Regions from separate parts of the Homo sapiens genome. Here region 1 is linked to region 2. Evidence: chromatin contacts called from ENCODE Hi-C or POLR2A ChIA-PET data. All regions are on one chromosome and are shown on one strand. The core of a region is the stretch at or near the end of the contact, and the rest is flanking DNA. Distances in the headings are between cores, read along the strand shown.

The links. Hi-C counts contacts between places; a loop is a spot of excess contacts on that map. ChIA-PET counts read pairs that join two places held with the same protein, here RNA polymerase II (POLR2A). Pooled maps may share reads with other maps.
Region 1: a pooled map shows a loop between it and region 2 (2.7-fold over the local background). The contact joins two enhancer-like sites. A Hi-C loop is called at or near these places in 4 of 50 pooled maps. POLR2A ChIA-PET finds 5 or more read pairs at or near these places in 2 of 52 experiments (CD8-positive, alpha-beta T cell and OCI-LY7).

The regions. Positions count from the first base shown.
Region 1 is chr15:99,701,341-99,707,667 of GRCh38, forward strand. It overlaps MEF2A (myocyte enhancer factor 2A), which reads left to right. Exons shown (of 12, transcript NM_001319206.4): 9 at 2,022-2,045; 10 at 5,389-5,515. Among named protein-coding and RNA genes, the nearest start is that of LYSMD4, 29 kb to the right of the region's middle. Within about 2 kb of position 2,436, at least 13 of the 41 ENCODE cell types and tissues checked have a DNase peak (open chromatin) inside an H3K27ac peak, as active enhancers do.
Region 2 is chr15:99,534,228-99,540,642 of GRCh38, forward strand. No RefSeq gene overlaps it. Among named protein-coding and RNA genes, the nearest start is that of MEF2A, 29 kb to the right of the region's middle. Within about 2 kb of position 2,689, at least 12 of the 41 ENCODE cell types and tissues checked have a DNase peak (open chromatin) inside an H3K27ac peak, as active enhancers do.

The sequences.
Region 1 (6,327 bases), core at 1,186-3,685, 170 kb after region 2:
AGAGACATTCTATAAGATAACTGATCAGCACTCTTTCAAAACAAGTTGTCAAGGTCATGCAAAACAAGTTGTCAAGGTCATGAAAAGGAAAGACTGAGGAACTGTCACAGAGCAGAGGAGACGAAGGAGATGTGAGAACTAAAGGCTTGTGGGATCCAGGATCTGATCCTGGGTCAGGAAAAAGGACATCAGTTGAAAGACTGGTGAAATCCAAGTAAAGTCCAAAGCTTTAATTGGTGCTGTATTATTTTTATTAGTTTCGACAACTGCATTGTATTTCCTTGTGATGTTAACAATGTGGAAAGCTGAGTGAGATGTGAGGGAGCTCTCTTTGTAAATGCTGTCTAAAATTATTTCAGAATAAATAGTTTAAAATATATACATACATACATAACAAAGAAATACACCCCAAAAGGGAGCCAAGAAAAAATGGCATTTAGGATGGTCCCATAGCTCACCTTTCAGGTACTGGATATGCAATACTTGCTACTGTCTTTCAGAAATAAACTCTACAAAATGTCATGTAGGGTACAGAAATGTTTACAAGAATTGTTAGTAAACTGCCAATTTAGAGACAAACTCCATTTAAGCATTTTAGCAATTGCTTAATAAAGTTATGTCTGATTGTTAGGAGAGCATGAAGGATCTCCATGGAAAACTCAAAATGTGTCGTATGAACTATTTACACGCTTATTCCTGTATATTAAAGTGAAAACCATATGTTTTACACATACACAGCTATAATGTTAGACAGTATATTTTGGTGTGTACCTTGTGTTTGGAGATATGTAAAGATATCTATAACAAAACAGTTGAATAGCATCTTGCCCACATTGGAGATAGCAGTTGTAGATCAAGTGATTGTTTTTCAGAGTAAGTAATCGGTCCCACCTACTTTACACACACCATTTACAGAGAAACCTTCTTCCAGATTAGGGCTTCATGTATCAGTGGCACTTACAATGACACTTTTCACAGACTGACAGAGAAGCTTAACTTACTCAAGTAAAACAAGTAAAAACTGATTAGACTGTTTCTAGCATGTTAATATTTTCTAAATGTTATGGAGAAAAGGAGCAAAAATGTTTCTTTTTTTTTTTTTTTTTGGACGGAGTCTCACTCTGTCACCCAGGCTGGAGTGCAGTGGCGTGATCTCAGCTCACTGTAACCTCTGCCGCCCGGGTTCAAGCAATTCTCCTGCCTCAGTCTCCTGAGTAGCTGGGATTATAGGCACCTGCCACCGCACCTGGCTAATTTTTGTAGTTTTAGTAGAGACAAGGTTTCACCATCTTGGCCAGGCTGGTCTTGAACTCCTGACGTGAGCCACCGTGCCCAGCCTTATTTCTTTTCTTTACATGACTTATGAATTCATTTCTCCTTCAGTCTCATTTTCTTCAAATATGTGGTTTTTCTCCATTGAAGTCATTTTATTCACATGAAAATATATTTGCAAATGATAAACATATATAAAACTGGTATTTAAAACTCATGTATTTATTAACAAATGTTTGTGTTCCTGTTGTTTTATAACTGCTAGCTCCTGCGGGAAATAAAACATACAGCAGTTTCTTTCTGCCAAGAAGCAGAATTCAGTAGGAGATAGATAACATGTATCACCAGGTGGGGTAATAGTAGGGTGATTAAGATACAGAGTTACAAGTACAGAGTTGATATTCTCACAGTTCCAAATACAGATCGATAGCATGATGAGGAACCCCTTTTAAATACTGTTGCAGTAGCATGACTATGTATAAGAGGCCAGCATGAGAGCAGACCAAGTTGGGGTAGGAGGGTGTCTTTGAATACTGGCCCTAGAGAATTTAAAATAATTTTTCTAGTCTTTTGAAAACTCAACAAGTAGAGACAAGTAATTTATATTTCTATCTGTTGTGTATATAATCGTCTCTTTAGAGTTCCAGACAGCTGCTAGTGTCCAAATATGTTTTTTCTAAAGAAATATTTTGTTTGTGAGTACCAACAGTCTTAGTAACTCTCTTATCCCTCTTATGTGCTGAGTACAGTCGGAGGAAGAGGAATTGGAGTTGGTGAGTGTGGGTTTCTGCTTGAAGGAAGTTGAAAAAGATGTAGAAAGTACTAATTCTCTTACGTGTTGTTATCTAACCAATGTTCCCTTTGTTACACAAATTTTTTTAAACACTATTCAAACACTTTGAATAAAGCAATCTACTGGTACTACAGACTCTAGTTTTTCTATTTATAATTGTATGTGTTGACCCATTTTATTTGTTGGAGGGAACATTGGAATAGAGCCTTTAAAAACAGTAGCTGTCCATGAGCATAGGATACTTGTTAATTTTTTTTTTAAGGAAAGATACAAAATACCTTATATAGCTCTCCAAATTATTGAAATATTTTTAGAAAATGACTTCACCCTCGAAGTTCCTCAGATTGTAACACACGATGTTGTGTTGTTTCTCTTTCAAAAAGATTACATCATTTTTGGTGAGGTCACCTTTTTCAGCGTTGGAATTATTTCATCCTGCATGATACAGCCTGAACCACAAGGGGGTTCCCTGTTTACTAAAAGGAATGTCTGTAATTGAATGTGTATATAAGTTTACTTTTCTATCAGAAGGCGCTCTTTTCTTAAAAGCAACTATTGCCCTTTTTCCAAAACAAACGTTTTCTGTTGGCTTTTCCTCTAGAAAATAAACTTGACTAAAAGCAGCTTGCAGTTGATCTATTTCTTCTTTAGGAACTAAAACCAAAACCTCACAGGAGTCATCATATAATTTCAAAGTCAGCTGCTAATTAAAGGACTTTAAGGGGAATAAAAACTTGAAAATGTTTCTTAGCATGGACAAAGGTTAAGAGTGCATGAAAGCATGGGGGAGGAAGGCATCCGTTGGTTTTAATATTCCATGTTTATGCATGCTGGTGTGTTTTGCACAGTTTGTTTTCTTTTCAAAGAAGGTTATCTGTTCCCCTTAAAATACGAGATTGTTCTTTATTTAGCTTTGTGATCACTCACAGTTTTGGGTGTAGTTTTGTATTGGCCAACTGAAATATTCTAGTCAGCTGTAAATGTTTTGAATTATATTATGAATATCTTTTGGAGAAACACTTTACTTAATGATACCATAATGATCAGTAAATGAGAGTTTATAATTCAAGCTAAAATAATTCACCTTAGGTTAGACCTCACTGTTCAAGGAGTTGTGAATGCGTCCATGAATTATCTAGCACTATACTGCCCTCTTGTGGTTCTGAAAATCACTCACTCTTGTAGAACTCAGTGCCGTTGAGATGAGGAGCTTAGATGAGTGGAACTAGTGTTTGAAGTCTTCACTGCTTTTGAAGACATGCCAGGAGATTGCATGAAGATGATGCCATGGAGTAGGTAGGGTCCAGGCCAAACTATGTCATACTGTATTCTTTCACCTAGTGATTGGACTTATGAAGTTCCAGACTAAATATTAAAGAAGAAATTAAGTCCAAAGTAGATCTCTATCTCGAAAAGTCATTAAATTTATAAACTTGATGCTGAGACTAAAATATATTCCGAACTGGCATACATTGATTTTCCACATTCCTCAGAGTACATCTGTAATTACAGAACCTCAGAGATAAATATATTAGGTCCTTGAAGACTTTAAAATACATACCTAAAAACTTATAAACAGCCATTTATATTATTTAAAACTTAATCAATTAAAAATGCAGAACTTTATGTGCCAGAACCAAAATATAATCAGAAGCACAGTCCGTTACAACTTAGAAAGTTGTTCAGCTTGCCTTGAGCTCTAAAGTATAATTGTGGATGACTCTGATCCGAAGTGCAGAAGGACAGGTGCCCTGGGGCCTGCACTAAAGACTGTACTGTTAAGACCAGCGACAGATTCCTTTAGAAGCCGAGCAATACTAGAACAACTTGACTTCATGAAAGCTGCAGTAGACTAGGCTATGGATTAGAAGGAATAAAAATATGTATCTTTTTTCCCACCAGTTATATAGAAATTTGGGACAGAGGGTTTCTTAGGACAATAAGGATATTATCTTATATTTGTGTAGTACTTCAGTTATGAAAGCACTTCTGACATAGTAACCTCATTTGATTCTCACAGTAGCTGTGCAAGGCAGCCAGGACAAAGATTGCTATATCTTCTTTATTTGACAATGAAGAAGTTCAGAGAGGTCAAATTATTTTCCCAATGCCTAGGAAATGGTGAATCTGGGACAGAAACTCAGGCAATACATCCACATCCACATGATCTTTCTCACATCTTCTAACCTAGGTTAGAAAGTAGAAATTAAAAAGAAATAAACTGAGATCAGGATCCTCATCGAATGTTTGTAAGTGTCTACATCTAGCCAAAGGCCTTTTTGTCTGATGTACCCTTTTGAAAATTGTGATAGAGAAAATGGAATCACATTCTAACTCTTCATAATCTCAAAGGCACTGAATTATACTTTACTGATTTGGCTCAGACCCCCGAATGTCAGTTATCAGGCTGTAACATAATTTATAAAAAACAAATAGAGTTGTGCTGTGGCTTTCTTATGTGCTAGTGACACAGAGTCTGTTGTGTTCCTCTGATCTTTGATTTTCAAAAACCGTTACCTTAAGCCAGTTTGGCGAGAAACTGCTTCTGTCGTACTCCTACACGTTAAGGACAATGACTGTCTTAGACTAACTGGATTATTTAATAGTTGAATTTTTTTTATCCATTCCCAGCATGGATAGGATGCTACACAGATGCATCCAGTTGGCAAAAAGCATTTAATATTGCTCTTCCACTGCCCTGTCGGCAGTACTTGATTCAAAATTCTCTACTCAAAGCCTCTGCTACAGAAGGCCAGGGGACTATGAAGGGATACATGTCCGAATCTGTTGTTAAAAAATAGGTCAACTGCATGATTGGAGAGAAAGAAATAAGAATACAAGCTGCACCCAATAAGCCATGACTTCAAACCGTGTTAACACGTAAATAATACCGCAAAGAAAAGTAGTTTTGATTCCTATACTCATAGACGTACAATCCCTATATATACAGATGACCTTTGCCATCATCAGGTATTTAAAACCTACACATACTTCATTTAGGGGAGTCTGACAGTATTTGTAGTGGCATCAAGTCCTCATTTTGTGCAACAAATAGAAGTGCTAATGCCTGTAACAGAAGTTCCTATTTTAACGTGGGGTGTCTGACACTAATCAACTATTTTAAAAGAATTAATGTAAAAATAGGACCCTTCAAATTAAATATTTAGTTATTCTCACTAGTATTTTTGAAGTTTTCACATCATCAGTGCTTCAGAAAATGACATTCATATGAAACTGTGAAAAATGTCACTTAAATTGAAAGTGATTTTTAAGTCAACATAAATACCACATCAGAACACATTTTCTCTTTTTTGATCTCACAGAATACCCAGAGGATCAGTAGTTCTCAAGCCACTCAACCTCTTGCTACCCCAGTCGTGTCTGTGACAACCCCAAGCTTGCCTCCGCAAGGACTTGTGTACTCAGCAATGCCGACTGCCTACAACACTGGTGAGCCTGCTCTGGTGCCTTCCGTAGGTTTTACCGCTCTCTGTTTTGTGATCAACGTGTGCTTCTGTGATTTTTTTTAAGTATATTTATTGAAATAAACTATTTCCAGTTTTTTAGATTTAAATTAGGATGTATTTTTCAATGTGCTAGCCTTGAAAAAATTACAAACAAAATGGATAGTGTGGATAGTGCGATGAGTAAGTTATTCCGGCTTCTCCAGTGTGAACTTTCACTTAACCCCTGACACAAAGCCACGTGGATGATAGCAAAATGGTGACATGCATCAAGCCAAGAGGGGAGCAGCCTGTTGCTTGAGTATTGCTGATGTAGTTTCTCTTCATACAGTATCACGCTTTTCCAGGCTTTTAAAATAAGATGTTTGTCTTTATGCTGTGTTAACCTGCTTTGGGAAAGACATGAATCCCTTTGGACCTGAGACTTCAGGAGGTGGCCGACGTTTGGCTGTGTCGAACAGGCTGTTTTCCTCCCTGTAACCACTAGCTTGGTCCATGTCATGTGCACCTGAGGGGCAAAACAAGGGCTGTTCTGATTTCTCCTCGGAGCCAGTCACTCTGCCTTTGAGGGGAGCTTTTCCTTCATTTATGTTTATTTAGGCATTTCATCTTAAAATGCCCTAATTTGGGGTTGTATTAGGAAAGTTTAAGAATATTACAGTGATCGTAGGAGTGCTTTTAGCCAAGCAGACTGTATGGAGAATCGAGGGCAGCTGGTTTCATTTAAATTTACCAATCTAAGAAGGAGTGGAAAACACATGTGGTTTCGCTTTCTCATCAGCTGAGCCAAACACCTGA
Region 2 (6,415 bases), core at 1,439-3,938:
AGTGATCTTCCTGCCTCAGTCTCCCAAGTAGCTAGGACTACAGGTGGACGCCACCATGTCTGGCTAATTTTTTTTATTTTTTTGTAGAAATGAGTTCTCGCTTTGTTGCCCAGGCTAATCTTGAATTCCTGGCCTCAAGTGATCCTTCCACCTCAGCCTCCCGAACTGCTGGGATTACAGGCATGAGCCACCATGCCCAGCCTTCTTCACATTTCTTGTACTTGGGGGTTAATTGAGTGTTTTGAATTTATAGTGTGAGTTTATATTTTTCATCAGCTTTGAAAAAATTGAGGGTATTATTTCTTCAATTATTTTTTCTGCTCTCTCCTCCTTTGGAGACTTCAATTACACATATAGTAGACCACATGAAATTGTTCCACAGTTCACTGAATCTCTGTTAATCGTTTTTTTATTCTATTTTTTCTTCTGTGTTTCATTTTGGATAGTTGCTGTTGCCATGTCTTCAAGTTCACTAAACTTTTCTTCTGCAGCATAAATCCTGTCCCAACTACTTTTCATCTCAGACATGGTAGTTTTCATCTCTTAATTCATGTGTGTGTGTGTGTGTGTGTGTGTAATATCTACCATATATCTACTTAACATGTTTAATCTTTATCTTCTGGTACACACGAAATACAATTATAATTACTATATTTATGTCCTTGGCTAGCAACTACATCATCTGTGTTATTTTGGGGCCAGTTTCTATTGATTAATTTTTTTCTCATCATGGGTCATAGTTTTCTGCTGTTTTGCACGCCTGGTAATTCTGAGATACCAGCATTATCAATTTTACATTTTTAAGTGTTGGACACTTTTGTATTCCTACTTCTATTCATATTCTTGAGTTTTATCCTGAAGTTCAGTTAAGGTACTTGGGTCCAGTTTGCTTCTTTCAGATTTTACTTTCAAGTTTTGACAGGAGGGCCCAGAATAGCATTTAGTCTAGGGTTAACTTTTTCCCCATTACTGAGGTAGAATCTGTGACCACTGAACTGTGAACCCTTCCCTGCTCAGGCTGATTTCCAGCGTTGCTCCCTGTAATCCTTTCAGGGGCTTCTTTCTTCAGCCGTGGGTAGTTTTCTCTTATGCATGTGCTGATCCGTCCATAGCTGAAGACTTACAGGGACTTCCTTGAAGATCTCCAGAACTCTTTCTCTTTGCAGCTCTTTCTTCTTTGATACTATGTCTTGCAAACTCTAGCCACCTCTGTCTCTCAGACTTCCAACTGAAGTCTTCTTAACCAGGGGAGACTAGCAGGCTCCAGCTGGGTTCCCCTGCCTGCACTCATGCCTGGAAACTGTCTTCTGGCTGTACACTTTGGCAATGGTAGGCTTCCCTTTATTCATTTCCCAGCTCTCATGGATCACTACACTTTGTTAGCTGATTTCCAATGTTTTGAAAATAGTTGTTTTGTATATTTGGTGCAGATTTTAAGTTATATTGATGGAGAGTCTCTGACCCATTATCCCATCTCGCCTGGCAGCCGAAGTCTTCAGAGGTAATCAAGTACCAAAGATTTAGTCTAATGTTGAATGTGGATGAAAAAGGAAGTACCATATTTTTATTTTAATGCAGTCATTCTTAAATGTTTTTATGCTGCAGATCCTCTGGCCATCTTGTGAAACCTATGGATTACTTTTGAGAATGTTTGGAAATGCACAAGGTAAAATACAGAGGACTACAGTGGAAATCATTATAGTGGATGTAGTTATTAGAATATTTTTCTAAGTGAATTTGTGCCATAGTAATAGATGTGTTTCTTAATTAATGCATTGAATAACAAGACCTAATAGTGGGTCTAATGAGTTCTGTAATTTTCAAGCAGTAATAAGCATAAGCATTATTTTGAGATATTTACAACAAGGTAATGTAATTTAAATATATCACTACTTCCCATTGCTGACAACGTCAGGGTACTATTGATGTTACTGTGGTTTGTTGCCAACATACATTACAGAAGGCAATGCTAAATTTCAGTCATAGGTTAATAAAAATAAACATCCAATTGCTCTTTCACCCAAGATCAAAGACCCCTGAATTCTGTCCACAGACCCCTGAGAAGTCCGTGGGTCCAGGATAAGAACCCCTATTAATGAATGGAAACTGGAGTGCCTGGGAGTTGTGAGTCTTACACAATTGGCTAAGCTTGTGAACTGACAATGATTTTGTCTGAATCTACCTTGGGAATGTGAGATGCCATGAGGATAATTTTGGCGTGGGTTGGGGGGATAGCATTTACAAGACAACTGGGAGTGTCCTTCATGCCAAGATGGGTCTCCCTACTGTGGTTCCCCACCAAGCAAGTTTGCCCCCACTGCTGAGGAGTCCACCTGTCAAATGGCTTCTTGCCCAACTCCCAGCCTGAAGCTCAAGATTCATCACTCAAAACTGACAAATTGGGCAGGTCTGATGTTTATTTTTGCCTCTGGTCCTTTGGCCAGGCCACACACTCTTGGATTTCTGAATATGCAGTTCTGTTCCTAACCAGTGTGTCCCAACCAGAAAGTCACTGTAATTTTTGGTTTTGTTCCCAATCTCCCTCCAAATGTCATTAGTCATATCCTCCTTCCCATTTCTGCCTTGAATAGGCAGTCATTATGATGAAGCCAGGCTTGTTTCAGAATTCCATGAGAACCACAGTGTCAGGCTGTGACAACTCTGGGGCTGGAAATGGAAAAGGCTGTGATCTGGGGTTGGCTGGCACCGTCCCCGTGAGTCATTATGGAAACACTGTCCCCGGATTCTGCTGAGAGGACTGGGTTGCTGGTGAGTCCATCTGTCAGATGAGATCCTGACCCCCTGACACCTTAAAACGTTCCATAATATGTGGGATGTTGGGCCTTCTGTCTGGTATCCTGGCTACATTAAAATTTGGGTTGTTTTATTCTATTTTTGGTTCCCTTGCAGTTTCCAATGTGTTAAAAAACAAAATACAATTTTTTTCAGATTACAAAAATAATACATATTCATTGTACAGAAATTGAAAAAGGCAGAAAAACATACAGAAGGAAATTCTACCACCCAGAGATAAGGATTTTTTAAAATGTTGCATTTGCTTTCAGATGCTATTTAGATTATAGTTTATAAAATACTTTTGTAAGCTGTGTGCTTTTTAAAACTCTAACAGTATAGCTCACACAGTCTGCCTTATAAAAAGCACAAATTCTATCATTTTTTTCTCTGGAGGAGGCCTTATATAAGACCATCTAGTCTAACACACTCTTTGTAAAAATGAGGCAACTGTGATCCCAAGAGGGTAAGTAACTTGCTCAGGGCTCCCCAGCGTATGAGCCACAGAGTCAGGAATGGGAGTATGGATCTTGTCTCAGCATCCTGCTGCCTCGTGACCTGCCCATGTGCTGTCAGTGTACATCTTCAGACAAGAGCTGAAAGCACTCCGGCCTCTCTGCCTCTTGACCCGGAGGAAATGTAGATGAGTTCCCAGGCTTACTGAATAGGACATTTGCCCCTGCTTTAGACCTTGAGTTAGGGAACTATTTAACATCTTTGAAATTTTCATTCCCTAGGGGAAAGCTTAAAATTTGAGGAAAAACAAAAGGCTCTTTCCCATGCAAAAATTATTTTTGGTTATCATTTGGAAAAGAAAAATAGGCATTACTAACAACTTAATGACTTCACTAATATACCTGCCTTTAAACTTAAGAATAGTTATTTAATAAAGTTTATAAACTCTACTAAAGTACGTACACAATAGTATGTATATTTTATAATATGTGTATTTCCAGGAAATGTGAATTCACCCCAGAAAGTAAGGAGGCTGCCTGTATGGTATGGGATGGGATGGGATGGGATGGGATGGGATGGGATGGTATTAGTATGGGATGGTATGGTATGGGATGGGATGGGATGGGATAGTATTAGTATGGGATGGGATGGTATGGTATGGGATGGGATGGCATTAGTATGGGATGGTATGGTATGGTATGGGATGGCCTAGTAACCGTATGGTATGGCCTGGCATAGTATGGCATGGCATGTTAAGGTAATGGCATGCTATGGTATGATAATGGTATGGTGTGGTGTGGTATGGCATGGGATGGTATGGGATGGTAATGGTATGGTATGGTATAGTGTATAGTATAGTCTGGTGTATAGTGTAGTGTTGTTATATTGATAGTATAGCATAGTATAATATAGTAAAATGACTGTAATTCAGATTTAGGTGGTCTTGGATTTAAATCCTATCTCAGCACCTACCTGGTTGTGTAATCTTGGAAACTGAGCCTCTTTGAGCTTTATTTCATTATCTGTAAAATGAAAATAGTAATAGCAGTTATCCCAAGATATAGATACAATAAATAAAACAATGCATTCCCATTTCCTTTTTAGAAGAAAGTAAAGAAAAGGTAAGAAACGAATTTATGAACTGGTGATTGTAATATTTCTGAATTGTTGATTATGACAATTGCCTACTGCTCATCAGTATTACTGTGCCAAACAGCTGTGATGAGAGGAGCAGGGATAAGGCCTCCCCCTAAGTATGGGTGCCAATTCCAAAAGAAGGAACTGCTGAGAGCCACACTGCCACCCCAACTGGTGAATATTTCACTCTTTACGATCGTCTCCTTCTATAATTTTTAATAAAATAAAAATCAAATCTATAAAAATTACAAAATCAAATATTTCAATTAAATTGAAATATTGGGTAACAGATAATAATCAATTTTTCAGAATACACAAGGACATGAACAACAGGATGTGTTAACTTCAAGGACAAATAATAGGGTCAGACTTCAAGTAGAACATGGTTGAGTAAATCAACATCTTTCACCTTGTCCTCCAGAGAATCCTACAAAAGCAGCAAGGAGAATGAAAAACACCCTACATACTCCACTTTCAGTGAAATCAAGATAGCTAGATATTATATGCAGACTCTAAAATTTGTGCAAGGAATGTCAAGGCGGCTGATATTAAGCAAAAGCTATAAGAAGAATATAAAGAAAAAGGTTCAGAGAGCAGCTAGATGGCCCAGGGTGGGGGTGGGGGTAGCAGAGTTGAAAGTGCCAATAAAAATAGGTAAGAGGCTCTACTCGACGTGTACATATGTGTCTCCTGTTTTCAGTTAAAAAAAAGCAAGAAGTATAGTAAGCAAAGCTGGGCAGCAGAAACACTCTTGGATGGGTCATATGATACAAAAAAGCAAAAAAGGTGGAGCTGCTCAAAGAATCACAAAGATGCGCCTTATCTGCAAGAAACAGTCTGTCTCTGTGGCAGAGCAGAGAAGAAGAAATTCTGTGAGTTGTAAAATTTAGAAGGTTATATTGTCTCCAGTCCACCTCTCCATACCACTCCCCTGCCGGAAACCTTTTGATCCGGGGAAACCCAAGTCATTCAAGATGAATAATTTTTAAAATGAACTACCCAAACACAAATTTAAAGATACCTGCTTTTATATCTTGCTGAAAAAATCAGCAAGATTTGCCAAGAAATAAAGAATACTTATCAGAAAAATGTTGTCATCATGAAACCAGTAAAATGTTGCTTAATATGTTGCCATGAAATTTAAAGATTATTGAAGAAATTTCCTCTAAAAGTAAAACTACAAGGCAAAAATTAATATTAAAAAGCAAAAATATCGGCCGGGGCACGGTGGCTCACACTGTAATCCTAGCAATTTGGGAGGCCGACGCAGGTGGATCACCTGAGGTCAGGAGTTTGAGACCAGCCTGACCAACATGGTGAAACCCCATCTACTAAAAATACGAAAAAAAAAAAATTAGCCGGGCATAGTGATGGGCACCTGTAATCCCAGCTACCTGGGAGGCTGAGGCAGGGGAATCGATTGAACCTGGGAGGCGGAGGTTGCAGTGAGCAGAGATCATGCCATTGCACTCCAGCCTGGAAGCGAAACTCCATCTCAAAAAAAAAAAATCTATCTATCTATCTATCTATCTATCTATCTATCTATCTATCATCTATCTATCTATCATCTATCTATCATCTATCTATCATCTATCTATCTATCTATCTATCATCTATCCATCATCTATCTATCATCTATCTATCTATCATCTGTCTATCATCTATCTATCGTCTATCTATCTATCATCTATCTAATCTATCATCTATCTATCTATCATCTATCTATCATCTATCTATCTATCTGTCTATCATCTATCTATCTATCATCTATCTATCATCTATCTATCTATACACATATATCAGGGAAGAGATGATAGAATAATAGGAAGAAACAAATCACGTGCTTGAAGAACTTGGGAAAGAAATAGAATAACATAGCAAAAGGACCATAGAATTAAGACAAAATTGACAAGAACATAAAAGAGAAGACACAGTATTGACAAAAAAGAGTAAAAGTGAAAACAATGAACAGATGAAATGGAAGTAAAGAAAGTTTTTCAAAAGATGAAAGAGAAAATGTTAGATGTAG